Linked DNA regions of Homo sapiens: region 1 is linked to region 2. A link is an interaction called in ENCODE POLR2A ChIA-PET data of the cell type or tissue named here. Cell type or tissue: Panc1. All regions are shown on one strand.

Region 1 (4,000 bases), 60 kb before region 2:
GTTCTTAAATCCCAGCTGCCTCCTTTTTTTTTTTTTTTTTTTTTTTTTGACAGGGTCTCATTCTGTTGCTCAGGCTGGAATGCAGAGGTGCAATCACAGCTCACTACAGCCTCAACCTCCTGGGCTCAAGTGATCCTCCCACTTCAGTCTCCCGAGTAGCTGGGACCACAGGTGTGTGTCACAATATCTGGCTAGTGTGTGTGTGTGTGTGTGTGTTTTGGTAGAGACAGGTTTTCATCATGTTGCCAAGGCTGGTTTCAAACTCCTGGCCTCAAGTGATCTGCCCGCCTCAGCCTCCCAAAGTGTTGGGATTACAGGCGTGAGCCACCACGCCCGGCCTCTTCTGTAATTCTTGTGTTCAGTTGCACATAACTTCCAGACTGGCAAAGATGAAAAGGAATGATAATATCCATTTTTGGCAAGGAAGTGGGGGAAAAGGGACTTCTCACCCACTGCAGGTGAGAATGTGAATTCATTCTGTCTTTCCAGGGGAAATCCAATGACTGAAAGAGGCGCATCCTCCTACAGCCACCATGTCCAGTTTTAGGAATCCTAAAAATAAATAAATAAATGATCTACTGAGCCAAGATGTTTGAAAAAGTCTTGTTTGTCAGTATTTGTAAGAGTGAAATAGTGAGAAAATGGGGTTACTCAAAGATGCACGGTATGATCCCATTTTGTAAAATGTATGTTTATACATATAGAAAAAATTCTGGAAGAGTCTATGCCAAAATATTAAGAGGAGTTATTTCCAGATATTGGCATATGTGGAGATTTTGTTGTTGCTGTTTTTTTTTATTTTTTTATTTATTTTATTTTATTTTATTTATTTATTTTTTGAGATAGAGTCTTGCTCTGTCGCCCAGCCTGGAGTGCAGTGGTGCGATCTCGGCTCACTGCAAGCTCTGCCTCCTGGGTTCAAGCAATTCTCCTGCCTCAGCCTCCCAAGTAGCTGGGACTACAGGCGCCCGCCACCACGTCCGGCTAATTTTTTTTGTATTTTTAGTAGAGATGGGGTTTCACCATGTTAGCCAGGATGGTCTCGATCTCCTGACCTTGTGATCCGCCCATCTCGGCCTCTCAAAGTGCTGGGATTACAGGTGTGAGCCACCGCACCTGGCCTGTTGCTGTTTTTTAAAAATCTGTTGTGTCTAATGTTTCTAAATCAAAAGAAGTTCACATTTTTAAATTAATAAATAATAATTGTACATAGTCATGAGGTATATAGTGATGTTTTGATATTTATAATATATAATGATCAGATCACAGTATCAGCATATCCATCATCTCAAACACAAAAATGTTAACTTTTTATTGAAGTATAACATACATACATAGAAAATAGCACACATCTTATGTTCACAATCTGATGAATGATTACAAACTGAACACAATCATGAACAACACATTGATCAAGAAATAGAACATGACCAGACTCTTAGAAGCTCTCTTCATAAAATCAGACCGAACCTACTTTGCTATGTCTGGCTTCTTTCACTCCAGATTATGTTTATGTACATTGAGTGCACATGGACACAAAGAAGGGAGCAACAAACACGGGGCCTACTTGAGGGTGGAAGATGGGAGAGGTGTGAAGATAAAAAAACTACCTATTTAGTACGATGTTTATTACCTGAGTGACGAAATAATCTGTATACCAAACCTCCGTGGCTCGTAATTTACCTATATAGCAAATCTGCACCTGAGCCCCTGAACCTAGAATAAAAGTTAAAATATAGGCCGGCATGGTGGCTCATACTGTAGTCCCAGCACTTTGGGAGGCTGAGGTGGGTGGATCACCTGAGGTCAGGAGTTCAAGACCAGCCTGACCAACATGGTGAAACCCTGTCTCCACTAAAAATACAAAAATTAGCCGGGTGTGGTGGTGCATGCCTGTAGACCCAGCTACTCTGAAGGCTGAGGCAGGAGAATCGCTTGAACCCGGGAGGCAGAGGTTGCAGTGAGCCAAGATGGTGCCATTGCACTCCAGCTTGGGCAATAAGAGCGAAACTCTGCCTCAAAAAAAAAAAAAGTTAAAAAATATACGTGTGTGTGTGTGTGTGTGTGTGTGTGTGTGTGTGTGTGTGGTGTGTATATCTACATGTATATGTATATATAAATATAATTTTTAAAAAACGATTATGTTGGCTGGGCACAGTGGCTCATGCCTGTAATCCCAGCAGTTTGGGAGGCCGAGGCGGGCGGATCACCTGAGGTCAGGAGTTCGAGACCAGACTGACTGACATGGAGAAACCCTGTCTCTACTAAAAATACAAAATTAGCCGGGCGTGGTGGCACATGCCTGTAATCCCAGCTACTCGGGAGGCTGAGGCAGGAGAATCGCTTGAACCAGGGAGGCAGAGGTTGCATGGAGCTGAGATCACACCATTGCACTCCAGCCTGGGCAACAAGAGCAAAGCTCCGTCTCAAAAAAAAAAAAAAAAAAAAAAAAATATATATATATATATATATATATATATACACGTTTATGTGATTGATTCTTCCATGTAGCTGCATTTAATTGGATTAAGTTAATCAATTGATTAAAATCTTAGAATGGTCACACCTTGTCTTTTATAAATACAACACTGCAGAATCTGTGATAATCATAAGCATTTTGTCACCTGATGAAGCATTTTTCATCTAAACTAGCTCTAGGCATTATTATTATCCTCATTTAATAGAAAAGGGGCCTGGGATTGAAAGGGTAATTTGCCTTGCACAAAGCTAGTAGGTGGCCAAGCCAGGACTGCCTCTTATCTAAATCCATGCCCTTTCTGCCCCACCCCATTGAATTAAGAGCAAAGGTAGCAGTGGCTTAAATGAAAGGAATGTTTCGCTCACCATTAGGCCATTTAGACATTGAGACAAAGTTACCAGGGAAAGTTGTCTAAACTTCTTTCCTGAAAATCATTGCGAAAAATTGGGAAGGCAAATATCCCATAAATATTCATCCAGCTTCAATATTAATTATCTCCAGAGAGAATTTCTTCTGCTAATGCTATGATATCAACATTTCTCATTTAATACTATTAATCATAATGCCTTCATGATTACATTGCCTATGTAGTATATGCTTACATATCATGTGGATTTTACATTTGCATATGCCCACTTTCCTCTCCAGCTTAATGAATATCAATGATTGCAGCCTCTTAGCAATAAAGGAGTGTCACTTCTCATTCACAGATGAGGAAATTGAGGCCCACTATCAAATAGATGGTTACGGCGGAACTGGAGCAAAATTCAGGTCTTCAGCCTCCCAGTCCGTGACTCTTTGGAGCGCACATAACTACGTAAAATGAGAAACTTTGTTTCTACTTGGAAACATAAACAATGATAATCCTAATTGTTATTAAAACTGTGAAATGTTTTTTTTTTTCCCAAGACAGTAGGGCTGCATGACTTAGTTTTATGTTATAAAATCATGATATTGTACCCTAAGATAATGATCCTTCTTTGAGACATGATTCAGGTGTCTCTGCAGGAACTAATTTCACAATCCAGTATACTTCATAGGAATTTCGGAAGAAATTAGGTAAATTAGCTGAGAAAACAAGAACTTATCACCTCCAATATTGACTTAAGCGCTAATAACACAAGTAACCTTACCTTATAGAGCTGTGGGACTTCAAAAGCAGAAGTGAGGTCACAGAAGAGCTTGGTCTAAACTTGTCCCCTCCTTCCCCATTCCTACTTCTGCTTCTGTGGATATTCCTCTTTTTTGGTAATTTTAGAGAAAAAAAAACAAAAAACAAAAAACAAACATGAAGACTCACATCCAGAGCCTTCCTACCTCCGAATGTAGCATTCACTGCGCTGAGAGCTTTTCCCCAGGAAGTTGGGCTTTGCTCTCACCTGGTCACCTTTCAGGAATCCCAAAAATACAGGGTCTGTTTTCCCTGCAAAAGAACAGTATGTGCAGGTCAAAGGACAACAGATAGGCCTATTTATTTTCCCAGAGACCTTGGCCAGGCCCTAGTGTCTTCTCTTCCCTTGT
Region 2 (4,000 bases):
TCTAGTTCCATGGCTTTAAAAATTTATTGATGATATCCTGATGATTCCCAAATTGATTCACTAGTTCCAGCTTCCCTGCCTGTTTTGATCTTCAGCTGCCTACTTGATTACTTAATTTCTAAGAAACCTATCACACCTAACATAGCTAAAACTGAACGTTATTTTCCCTCACAACTGTTCTTATGTCAGTCTTACCTATCAGTAAACAGTACTATTCTTCACACAGGCTAAAAAACCTTATAGTCTTTTTTGGGTGGGCATTGGGAGGGACTTGCATTCTTGGGGAGAAATGGTTTCAGGGGAACACTTCTATTTCCTCTTTCCATGCTTACTTTAGTTCCTGAGAAGGAAGAATGGGTTGACTTTTCTCACTTTTTCTTTGCAATTATTTTTTACCTCTTGTCCTCTTGCACTCAATATCCCGTACATCCAGCATACATTTATCTCAGTGGCTTGGAACGCACGTTTCCCAGATACCCACATGGTCCATTTACTTATTCCATTCAAGTTTTTGCTCAAATATTACTGCTTCAGACCTTCCTTGTCCATCCTATCTGAAACAGCATTCCTGTCACTCTATACCCTTACTTTGTTTTACTTTTTCATCGAATTAACATGACCTGACATTATAGTGTATGTTTGCTTTTCATCTGTCTCCACCTCACTATAATACATGATGGTAAGGATTTTGATTCTGCTCTAAACTCAGTGCATAAATTAGTAGCTCACATACAGTAAATGTTCAATAACATTTGTTGAATTAAATGGCATATTGATGAAACTTCTGATGACATAAAATGAGAGGTAGCTAATACATTAAATCAGTGTTTGTGTATGTATGTTTTGTTTTTGCTTGTTCATATTTTACATTTTACCAGTCACTATATGAGGAAAAAGTGAAACATTATTTTTCTGAGGAGGTCATTTATATGATTATAGGCATTTGTTACTATGTTTTTCATTTACGGTAAATGCTAAGGATATAAAAATTCTACGAATATCGTTGGGGCAAGTTTTCTTTGTTATGACATTATAACAATTGTTGTATTAGAAATTGAAATTATAGTGATAAAGTTAGATTTAAAATTGGGCATTATAGCTATGAAAGGTAAAAAGTAATAAGACAGGGTCCCTGGCCTTAAGTAACTTGTGACCTAGAGGGTGAAACAGTCATAGATAAGTAACTACAGGGTGTGTCTATGTAGTTTGGAAACAGAGGCAAATATATAATGGGCTAAGGGCATCATTATTAAAAATGTATCTATACTTCCAGATGTTCTGGACACCTAGAATGATACAGGATGATAAAAATTAGAATACAGGTGTGTATAAAGAGTGCTGGCAGACTCAAGGAGGACACATGTGACTGTGCTGGTGGTTAGAATTATGATCTTGGATAAAATGAAACTGCATAGATATTCAAGTGAGGCTTTGTAAACTACAGAGATAAAGAAGCCATGCCAGTTTAAGAGCATTAGAGAAATCCCTCAGCTTGGCCTAGAAAATGTCCCTCGATAAGAGAAACAGACGGATCTAGCTGACCAGCTGCCAGCTTTCACTTCTTACGGCCACGCTGAGTTAGCTGGAATCATCTTAGCATTGCAAGATAGATGGCTCTACCTTGTGGTAGTCCAAGCTGGAGGGTGGTAGTAGTCAGAGCAGCTAATATAATACCATCTTTAGGCTTACAGTTTGATCCATAATTTCCCTTCCATAATTTTATTTTATTTTTTCCCCTTCCATAATTTTAAAGTTAAAAATATCTCTATGGGCTGGGCACGGTGGCTCACATTTGTAATCCTAGCACTTTGGGAGGCCGAGGCGGGTGGATCACCTGAAGTCAGGAGTTTGAGACCAGCCTGGCCAATGTGGCGAAACCCCCCCCCATTAAAAATACAAAAATTAGCCAGGCATAATGGTGGGCGCCTGTAATCCCGGCTACTCGGGAGGCTGAGGCAGGAAAATCACTTGAACCCAGGCGGCAGAGGTTGTTGCAGTGACCCGAGATCGCGCCACTGCACTCAAGCCTGGGCGAAAGGGTGAAACTCCTCTCAAAAAAAAAAAATTTGCATGATATTGATTAGCTCAGGAGGCAGCAGGAACAGGTATGGAAGGTGTGTTAGGACTCTATTCCAGGGCTGTTCCACTTGGTTGAGCCGTTGATATACTGCTTTCTGGTGCTCTGCCAGAGGAATGAGGGGGTGAGACTGAAATATACCCTGTGCTTTGATAGCTGTGTGCCCTGCTGTGTGGAGCTGCACCCATCAGGAAGGGATGTTTTTTCCTAATTCACACAAAGCCCTGCATTGTCTAACACAGCTGTTTTCTGCCTGGTTTATCTTCAAGTGCCTAGAATAATGTGTGGTACAAGAACTGGTTGGCAAGCTGAAAGAAACTTAAGACAGTTTTCCAGATTTGAGCATTTTGAAGTAATTAAAGATCACTCCTGGGCCAGGTACAGTGGCTCACGCCTGTAATCCCAGTACTTTGGGAGGCCGAGGTGGGCAGATCACTTGAGCTCAGGAGTCCAAGACTAGCCTGGGCAACACAGCAAGACCCCATCTCATTTTTTTTTAAATAAAAATAATTTTAAAAATCAATCTGATTTTAAAACTTATAATTCAAAATATCTTCATGTTTGCCGCATAACTATGATAAGGAAACATTCTTCATGCTTCTTCCTGGTAAGCACTGTAGAGAAGGGGAGAGCAGGTAACTAAAGAGAAATATCCTGTTGCTATCCCAGAAATAGAAATTTATCCTTTAGTCTTCTAGAAATAACCTTCATTATATTCTACTCAAAAGATTAATTCATTTAAAAACTTCAATAAAGATATGAAATTTGATGGTGATTAATAAATTAATGTTTGGCTTTGGTATTGTCTAAGTTCTTATGTATCCTCAAATACCTTTCATCCTAACAGGAAAGTAATGGCTGTACCTAGGAACTCTGAGTTGAAAACCTTTTTGTCGTGATAGTATTTAGATATTCCGCTGCCTCCTAGATTCTAGTGTTAAGAAGACTGGTCTAATTCTCCTTTGCAGTTAACTTGTGATTTACCTGGAGGTTTTAAGTTAAGAACTGGAAGAGGAAAAGTAGAGAGCTATTATTGAGTTGCTTTTTCAGATCACTATGTTCCAAGATTCCCTCTCAAGAGGAATTCTTGAAGTAGGCATTTTTTTAGTGTGCTCCTAAGATCTAAAAATTTCATTGGTGGTTTCATACATCATGTATGAAGACTGGCCACTGATTATGTCACAACTTTGTTAAAATTATTTGTGGTTTACTATTGTGATTAATATGTCTTTTTTTTTGTAGGTGAAGCTTTGTTCTAAGAATATTTGTTTCATCTAGTTTATGAGTCCAAATGATATAGACTGTAAATGTCACAGCAGTGGTGAAAGACTGGTAAGTATATAATGTAATAAATATTAACCATCAACATGATTTTGAAGGCTTGAAACTACATAATTATCTGACATTCGTTAAACCCCAAAGTTAAAACAGCTAAACTTTTCTTAGTAGAGATGGATGTATAGTTTGTGGTTTATTCATACAATGGTATATTGCATGATGGTTTAATGGAATGAACATAACATTAAGAGGAAAAAGCAAAGTTACAAAAGGATATATACAGTATACTATTTATATCTGGTTGTTGGCTATAACCTCATGTTATATATTCTTTGTTTCTGGGTACTTTAAATATTAGAAAAAATTTAAAGAAAATACCGTGCAATCATCTCTTCAGTTGACATTAAAAATGACTGAAAGTCATTCAATTAAATTCAATATTTCTGTTAGGAAGAGGTGAATACTTCCTAATATACAAAGCAAAAGTGTCCCCATCACCACAACTGATGTTGTTCTGTTAGTGCAAACTGATACAATTAGATAGAATAATGGAAATTGTATGAATATTGGATAAGATAATTCAGAATTTTTGTTATTTGTAGATTATAGAGTATTATATCTGGGAAATTCAAAACAAAATAATAA

What was found. Peaks named below come from ENCODE experiments on the same cell type or tissue, not always from the same donor. Only the 100,000 strongest peaks of a DNase experiment are listed, where the experiment ranks them.
Region 1: POLR2A ChIA-PET joins it to region 2 with 7 read pairs; 6 of 35 experiments call an interaction of 5 or more read pairs at or near these places.

What each region holds. Positions count from the first base shown.
Region 1 is chr1:235,892,843-235,896,842 of GRCh38, reverse strand. It overlaps LOC105373215 (a long non-coding RNA gene), which reads right to left. Exons shown (of 5, transcript XR_002958490.2): 2 at 3,613-3,902. Among named protein-coding and RNA genes, the nearest start is that of LYST, 28 kb to the right of the region's middle. In Panc1, no CTCF peak of the experiment used is centred here; no DNase peak of the experiment used is centred here; H3K27ac peaks cover 1,325 bases.
Region 2 is chr1:235,832,987-235,836,986 of GRCh38, reverse strand. LYST (lysosomal trafficking regulator) reads left to right here. Exons shown (of 53, transcript NM_000081.4): 2 at 3,320-3,409. Among named protein-coding and RNA genes, the nearest start is that of MIR1537, 18 kb to the left of the region's middle. In Panc1, a CTCF peak has its summit at 1,614; a DNase peak (open chromatin) is centred at 1,502; H3K4me3 peaks cover 1,166 bases; H3K27ac peaks cover 3,177 bases.